Regions from separate parts of the Homo sapiens genome. Here region 2 is linked to region 1. The links are chromatin contacts, found by Hi-C or POLR2A ChIA-PET in ENCODE. All regions are on one chromosome and are shown on one strand. The core of a region is the stretch at or near the end of the contact, and the rest is flanking DNA. Distances in the headings are between cores, read along the strand shown.

Region 1 (3,892 bases), core at 486-2,985:
TATTTGGGCAAACTCCACTACCCCTTTCTGAAAGCCATGAAGCATCCACAGCCAGCCAGCCTTCACAGTGCAAGAAAGAAATACTTGACATAGTCAAGCCTGAATCAGGAGTCAGCAACTCAGGTTTCAAACTGACTTTGGCAATTTCCTGACAACTCTTTGCCTTCATTTTCCTATCTGTGAAACAGTTTTGCTCATTTTGCTACCCTTAGAATAAATTCTACAATGTCTATGAATCGATTTAAGCCCCTTCCTAGAATGACAACTACAGGAGGCTGCTTCAAGGGTGTTCGTGTAGCCCAAACCTCCCTTTTCTGAAAGAAATGCCTCCCCCTGCACAGGACTGGACACCAGGAGCCAGATCACTCAAATGATGCTAGCCCCTGGCCATAGTTAGCTGAGTCAAAGGTGGATCAAGGAAGCCAATCTCTAATTAAGCTGGACCTACTAGTGTCTGTCTCTCTTGGGACAGGTCAGTTGGTTGGGAGCCTGAGACTGGGGAACGATGCAGAGACAAGGGTTAGGCAACACATTTCTGACACTCTTCCAGAAAATCAGGAAAAAACAGTCTGCGAAGAGAGAAAAATAATGCTGATATCCAGAGAGAAGTGGGGATGAGCAGCTGCTTGACCCCCAGGGAGTGATGCTGGGAGGCATTGCCTTGGTTCCTGACTCTACTCCAGGTCTTCATCCAGACCTTCTGCTCCTCTAACCTCATATCCTTTCAACAAATCCCACTTTTTAGCAAACACTCCTTGGTGAGTTTCTGCTACTTGGAACCAAACGATCCCAAGCCTGAAATCACATACTCCTCTGAGTTGCCTATCTCAGAAAAGCTAGCAATGTCATTGACAGATAAGGTCCTTTGCAGGAACACTGTTGCAGCTGGAGGTCATTATCCTAACTGAGTTAGTGCAGGAACAGAAAACTAAATATCATATGTTCTCACTCATAAGTGGGAGCTAAACATCGCATACTCATGGACATAAAGATAGGAATAATAGATGCTGGTGACTACTAGATGGGGGAGGGAGGTCACCAAGGGCTGAGGAACTAACTGTTGGGTACTATGCTTAGTACCTGGGTGATGGGATCATTCATACCCCAAACCTCAGCATCACGTAATATACCCATGTAACAAGCCTGCACATGTACCCTCTGAATCTAAAATACAAGTTGAAATTATTTTTAAAAAAGGATTATTAACAAGACCTTTTTATTTAAAAAAAATTCTTTAACATTCTTTCAGAACAAAACATTAGCATCCAGCTTGTTCTTGGACATTCTTGTCTGTTAAGGTTGAGCCCATTTAGGCAAATTACCCTAACATGAAACTGAGCAGAATTCTCAACAGAAATCCAGGGCTCAGCTATTAGTAGAGTTTTAATTTTTGTTATAGCATTGAAAGATGACCATTCTCAAACCACTACACAGCTAAGCTGGGTTTTGACTCCTTGACAACTGCATAGCAAATTGGTCCACATGAGGAATTCTGGCTCTATTAATCAGCTGTGGCTGCTCCATGTCAGTGGGTAAAATGCGGATGTCATTCAGGGTGCAGATGGCCAATCCAAATGATGTTTTCAATGGCATGAAATGAGGCAAAAGAACTTGAAATTGAGATAAGAGCAGCCTACCACCACCGTCCAGCCTTCACTGGAGGTGTGAGAAGCCAGCCTGTTTCTGTTCACAGGGAATTTAGGTGAATCATGACCATTTCTGTCCGCGTGAGGTTGAAAGTGAAACCCTATTCAACCCTCAAGATTTGCTCAACCAAGGGCTGATTACGGTGGGAAGGAAAGAACAGAATTTACTCATCAATAGTCCTAGACCTGTAGGCAGAAACCTTTTCCTTTGTGGTATCTGGCTCATCATCATCAAAGAGTGTGTTTCTCTGTGTGTGTGTGTGTGTGTGTGTCTCTCTCTCTGCCTCTGGTCTTTCTCATTTTATCTCTGTGTGTATGTGTAAACACACACACATATAAAAACATATACATAAATTGTGTATATATAATACATATGTACAGTATATATGTATATATTATGCAGGGCCAAATGATTATTATCAAAGAGATTATTAAAAATGCTGTTTTATCCTGCAACTTCTCAAAGAGATGAAGCTTCCAAATTGATATCTACAAGAGGTGTTGTCCTGTAGGTGCTATGAAGCACTCATATTTCCCCACAGAAGAAGTGTGGTTAGTAGGAAAATGAAAGTATTTTGAATTTCTCTTCACTGGAACTTAAGGGGAAACCCAGGAGACGTGCCTTGCTTCTTTCCCCCATGGCTCCAGCTGAGGACACCCTGTCATCAGGACACGCCTGCCCCACAGAGCAGCTGCAGAGAGGACCCTTCCCATATCCCCGGCCTCCCCAGTCTGTTCTCCTGCTGACCCCTGCCTTGTTAGCTGGATAGCAGATGCTCCCTCATCTAGCCAGCGACAAGCAGAGGGCATTCTTCTAAGAAAAGTGCCAAGAATCATTCCTTCTCTAGAAATGTCACCAGAGTCCCATGTGAAACAATAATAGGGACATTGATTTAACATCTAGGCATTTTGATTTTAAGGGCTTGTACCTATGGTATTTGCTTATGCTGGGGCTTCCTGAGTCCCTAAATAACCTTTCCAGTCATTTGGGGCTGAGTGATGATCAACAATGTATCGCAAACAGGACTTCTCATCAGTTTATTAAAAATTCATCCATCTTGGAAGATCAGTCAACTTCAACATAAGAAGATCCATTTTTGGGGATCTGACTTAGCTCACAAGTAAAGTGGGCTTTCTGGAAAGTGAGTGCGTAAATGGCCAAATGTAACATAAACTCCAGTGAGCTGTGCAAGCCACTCACTGGAGCAGATTGCTCAGTGGCCACTCATTCTGATAATTAATGAGTCTTATTTTGAACTGCAGTGACATCGTATAAACATGGATGTTTTTTCCTTCTACTTTATTAAGAAGGAAGAAAATAAATTAAACCTCCTGGCAACAAATGAATGAATATGTTATATTTTTTAATATCCACAGCCTTACCCACAGAAAGTTTATTATATGATGGGCTCTCAAAATGAATTTTAATATATGCCTTTGGATCATTTATCTTACAATTATCACCACAGGGATTTTCATGGAAAAATAACATTTTCTGGCCAGGCATGGTGGCTCACACCTATAATCCCAGCACTCTGGGAGGCTGAGGCAGGCAGATCACCTGAGGTCAGGAATCCAAGACCAGCCTGGCCAACATAGTGAAACCCTGCCTGTACTAAAGTTACAAAAAGTAGCCAGTGTGGTGGCAGGCACCTATAATCCCAGCTACTCAGGAGGCTGAGGCAGGAGAATCGCTTGAACCCGAGAAGCAGAGGTTGCAGTGAGCCGAGATTGCACCTCTGCACTCCAACCTGGGTGACAGAGTGAGGCTCCATCTCAAAAAAAAAAAAGAAAAGAAAAAACATTTTCGTGGCAACCCCTGATATGTCTATTCCCCATGGAGTATGCAGCCGTCCCTTCACTCCAGCCTCCCACTGTTGCACATGCCTTATACTGAGGCAGTCATTATTTTGGTATTGTCATCACTGGCTCAGTGACGTACAGTGTCATCACTGTACATCCCCTTCAATAGCCCATTAAGTCCTTGAAATAAAAATAAAACCTTCCTCCTTTATGCTTGAATTACTAGTCCTTAGCAATCAGTACATACCTATAATAAAGAATTGTTACATAAAAAAGAAAATTTACCAGTACAAAACCATGTTATACAATTTTAAAAACCCTAAAATTATGATAAAATGAAGTCTAAATGGCAAAAAAGAAACAGAAAAAAAAACAACTAAATTTGTAGATCTTTCCTTCTCATCTGATGTCAGTTCTTTCTCCAATAAGCAATGGGTGGCTGA
Region 2 (3,892 bases), core at 459-2,958, 120 kb after region 1:
TTTTAGTGTCTGGGTCTTCAACTAGGAGGACCTTCCCACTCTTTTCTGAGTAGAATGCTTGCCTTAACTCTGGCAACTTAAAAAATGAACTATTGATTTCATGAGCTGAGATCTTTGAAGATTTTCAAAGTCTCAGAACCACTTCCCAGTCAGAGAAGTTCAAAGAATGAATTCATCGACTGGCTTATTCTGCTCAGACATCATTTCCACTTCAGTCAGGAGAGGCTGGGGAAAGGTTGCTCACTGGGGAGCTTTCACCTCTTCACAGACTGTCTGATATCAGAGGAAGGGAACTTCCCCATAGTGTTCCCACGTCAGAACACTTGAATACCATGAACATAAAACTCTCCCTCCTGACGGGCCCTGAGTGGACCCAATTCTTGCTCTTACAGCGAGGGACCCTGTGGCATGGAGCAGTAAACTGTGTTGTGCCACAGGACCCTGTGTGGGGAAGCCTGGTGCCACATCCTGGAAACTGTTTTCTTTCTGCATTGAGATGTATGGGATCCTGTTAAGGCAGAATCAAAGCTTACGCTAGCTTCTCTAGGGAGGTCTCACTCCCTGTGCTTCATGACTCCTTCCAGATTCTCTTCCTTCCTTATGTATTACAACAAATTATAATTTATCCTCAGGTTTTAAAGGTGGATCTGGTGCTACCTAAATGTCAAGTAATGTCATTAATGTCAATTAATGATGATGTAGAGTCCTTACACCAGCACAAGAAAGCCAATGAACAAGTAAGAGTTAAGAAAACTCCCCACAGCACATTAATTAAGAAAGCCAGGCTATGTAAAATGTTATTTTGAAAGAAGCCATTTTCTGCAGTGACATAAAATTTCATAGGCTGTTCTGGGCCTCCAGATAGGACCCATGTAATAAGGCATCTCTGCCAAACCAGCCAGAAAACAGGGAAGTGAGACAGCCATGGGTCAGAACCCATAGATATAGGAATGGAAAACTCCAGAGAGCCCTCCTCTAAGATGTAAAGCCACCAATCGACAGACAGCCTGCCATATACAGGAAAGCTGTCAGTCATCTTTACTAAATAGGGAGGATACAACTTCCCTCCCCTCCAGGCCATAGAAAACTCAAATTCTTTACAAGTGTTTTTGAGATTCACATACAAAATTATCAATGACACCATCAAAATGGATGCCTGCAGATCTTACAAACAAACTAGAAGCTAGCCTCATGGTTGCTCAGAAATGAGGGCATTTAGGCAAAGCTGGGAACTGAAGATTTGAGCAGGTGTGGGTCAGACCCTGGTGCTCAAAATAAATATTCTGCCCCAGAAGCTCTGGACTGGAAGGGAGGGACCCAAGTTCTCTGAAAGGACAACAGTGCCACAGCCAAACAGCTCAAGCAGTTTGCTGTCAATTAACCACCCCCTGTGTAATTTCAGGAAAATTTATTCTGTAAATTACAGACATTTTTGACACTTAACTCAGCAAAAAACAGTTGTCCAACAATGATTTTATGTCCAAATAAACCTGTCATCTTTATTCTTGGCCTTTTCCTTCCCTCGTACAGAAAATAAAAAGGATCCAGATATTTTCCAAGAGAAAATAAACTCCTAAAGCTGAAAGATTTGAGTTTTCAAGTTTGGTTAAAATGCTGAGTCCAAAAAGGGGGTTCTCAAGTTGGCACAGTGCTTCCCTCCCACATCCCTACTTAATCACCACCAACTCCAGAGGCTGTGACTCAGAGAATGTGTGAGCCCAAGCCTCGTCTCATAAACACAGCATTTCCAGGCCCCATGTTCTCCATTCTTTGCTAGCACAGTGCAACTCAGGGTCAGGGCAAATAAGGTAAGAAGACCATTTGAGTTCAACTTCTGAAGCTGTTCTTTTCTCTGCTAAAGTTTAGGTAGAAGCCAAAAGAGCTGTTTTCTCTATTGTCTCAAACTAAACTGCTGACAACAAAGAAGTATGAGCACTTGGCAGAATTTCAAACTCCAACAATAAGCAAACTGCACGAGGAGATTGTTTTGTGTTGCTTTTCTGTGGCTCTCCTTTTTCTACCGTGGGATGTTCCAGAAAGCTGTGGGCACTCTGTCCGTGCCCACTCCCAGCAGCTCACGGAGCACATCCAGGAATAGGTGGACTCCCTCCCCTAGGATGGGCCCACTGCTGACCCACCTGCTCCAGGAACTGTGATTGGAATACATTATCGAGATTTATGAGAGTCAAGAATAACTGAAAACCCTAGTAGGAGTGGAGAGGCATGAGGTAGAATTGAGAAGCTGCCACCTCCCCTTTTTTTTTTTTTTTTTTTTTGAGACAGAGTCTCTCTCTGTCACCCAGGCTGGAGTGCAGTGGCGTGATCTCAGCTCACCACAACCTCTGCCTCCCGGGTTCAAGCGATTCTCCTGCCTCAGCCTCCCAAGTAGCTGGGATTACAGGTGCCTACCACCACACCTGGCTAATTTGTTTGTATTTTCAGTAGAGACAGAGTTTCACTATCTTGGTCAGGCTGGTCTCAAACTCCTGACCTCAGGTAATCCACCCACCTTGGCCTCCCAAAGTGCTGGGATTACAGGCATGAGGCACTGCACCTGACCTCCCCTCTCTTTTTTTAACCTCCATTTTTCTCTCGATGTCTAGGGCTGTAATGGTTTGTTTCTACCCGCAACATTCATTCACTCAACATTACACCTTCCTTCCACCCTCCCTCCTCTGTTTCCCCCATGACCCAGGTCTTTTCCTTTACCTGTCTTCTACCAGATCTTCCTATGGTGTGCACCATTTCCTTTGGGCTCTGTCATCACTCCGTGACAACCAGGTTATCTGAGAGAATAATTTCTGCTAATGTGCCAAGAGAATATATGTGCCTGTTGGGTTCCTTCTGGAGAAGATGGTATTTTTAAGTATGGATGACCAAGGACTGGGATTCTAAAGGGGCTGGACAAGATTAGTCAAGTAACTGTAAGCCAACTGAAATGAATTTGAATGAAAGAAGGAGTTAATTGGCTTATGTGACTGGGAAGGGTGGGGGTGGGGTGGCTGGAGGAACCCCGTCGGGACCTGCACTGACTCCCATCACAGCTCTGCCGGTGTGTTGTCACAGTTCTTATGAGCTTTTCCACTTCGCTGGGGCCAGAGCTATACTTCCAGGACCACACATCCTTATAGCTCCCATCAAGAGAAAAGATGTCTCTTTCCTGGAGTCTGGAAAGAAGGACTTTCATTGGTACGGCCTTGAATCACATGCTCATCCCTGGACCAATTCCTGTGGCCAGGAGATTTAGCCTGTGTCCTCATTTGCTATTGCTGCCGTAACAAATTATCACAGGCTTATTAGCTTACAACAAAACACATGTATTACCTCATGATTCTGAAGGTCAAACCATATTAGGGTCTCCCTAGACTAAAATCCAGGTGTCAGAAGGCTGCATTCCTTTCTCCAGGAGAAACCTGTTTCCTTGTGTATTCAGTTTGTTAGCAGAATTCAGTTCCTTGTGCCTGTAGGACTGAGATCCCGGTTTCCTTACCTGTCTCCATCTGTGGACCATTCCCAGCTTCTCGAAGGGCTCACATTCCTTAGGTTATAGCCCTTTCTTCTAGCTTTAAAGCCAGCAATGGTGAGTCAAGTCTTTCTCATGTTTCAAATCTCTCCTGCTTCTTTTATTGTTATCACATTTCTTTGATCCTTCTGCTTTTCTTTTCCACTTTCAGGAGGCCATGTGATTACTTTGGGCCCAACTAGATAATCCAGGAGAATCTCTCCATCTGAAAGTCCACAACCTTAATTCCATCTACAAAGTCCCTTTTGCTGCGTAATGGCAATGTATACATAAATGGCATACTTATGTAAATGGCAATGAATATGTAAAACATACTCAAGGGTTCTGAGGATAGAACACAGCCCTTGGGGAGGGAGCATTATGTGGACA

The links. A loop is a pair of places that touch in the nucleus more often than their neighbours do. ChIA-PET counts read pairs that join two places held with the same protein, here RNA polymerase II (POLR2A). Pooled maps may share reads with other maps.
Region 2: a map of endothelial cell of hepatic sinusoid shows a loop between it and region 1 (3-fold over the local background). The contact joins two enhancer-like sites. A Hi-C loop is called at or near these places in 1 of 168 maps with a recorded cell type or tissue (endothelial cell of hepatic sinusoid) and 8 of 50 pooled maps. POLR2A ChIA-PET finds 5 or more read pairs at or near these places in 1 of 52 experiments (activated CD4-positive, alpha-beta T cell).

Annotation. Positions count from the first base shown.
Region 1 is chr13:40,024,661-40,028,552 of GRCh38, forward strand. No RefSeq gene overlaps it. Among named protein-coding and RNA genes, the nearest start is that of LINC00332, 160 kb to the right of the region's middle. Within about 2 kb of position 1,736, at least 2 of the 41 ENCODE cell types and tissues checked have a DNase peak (open chromatin) inside an H3K27ac peak, as active enhancers do.
Region 2 is chr13:40,148,008-40,151,899 of GRCh38, forward strand. All of the region lies in intron 1 of LOC124903162, which reads right to left. Among named protein-coding and RNA genes, the nearest start is that of LINC00332, 32 kb to the right of the region's middle. Within about 2 kb of position 1,709, at least 8 of the 41 ENCODE cell types and tissues checked have a DNase peak (open chromatin) inside an H3K27ac peak, as active enhancers do.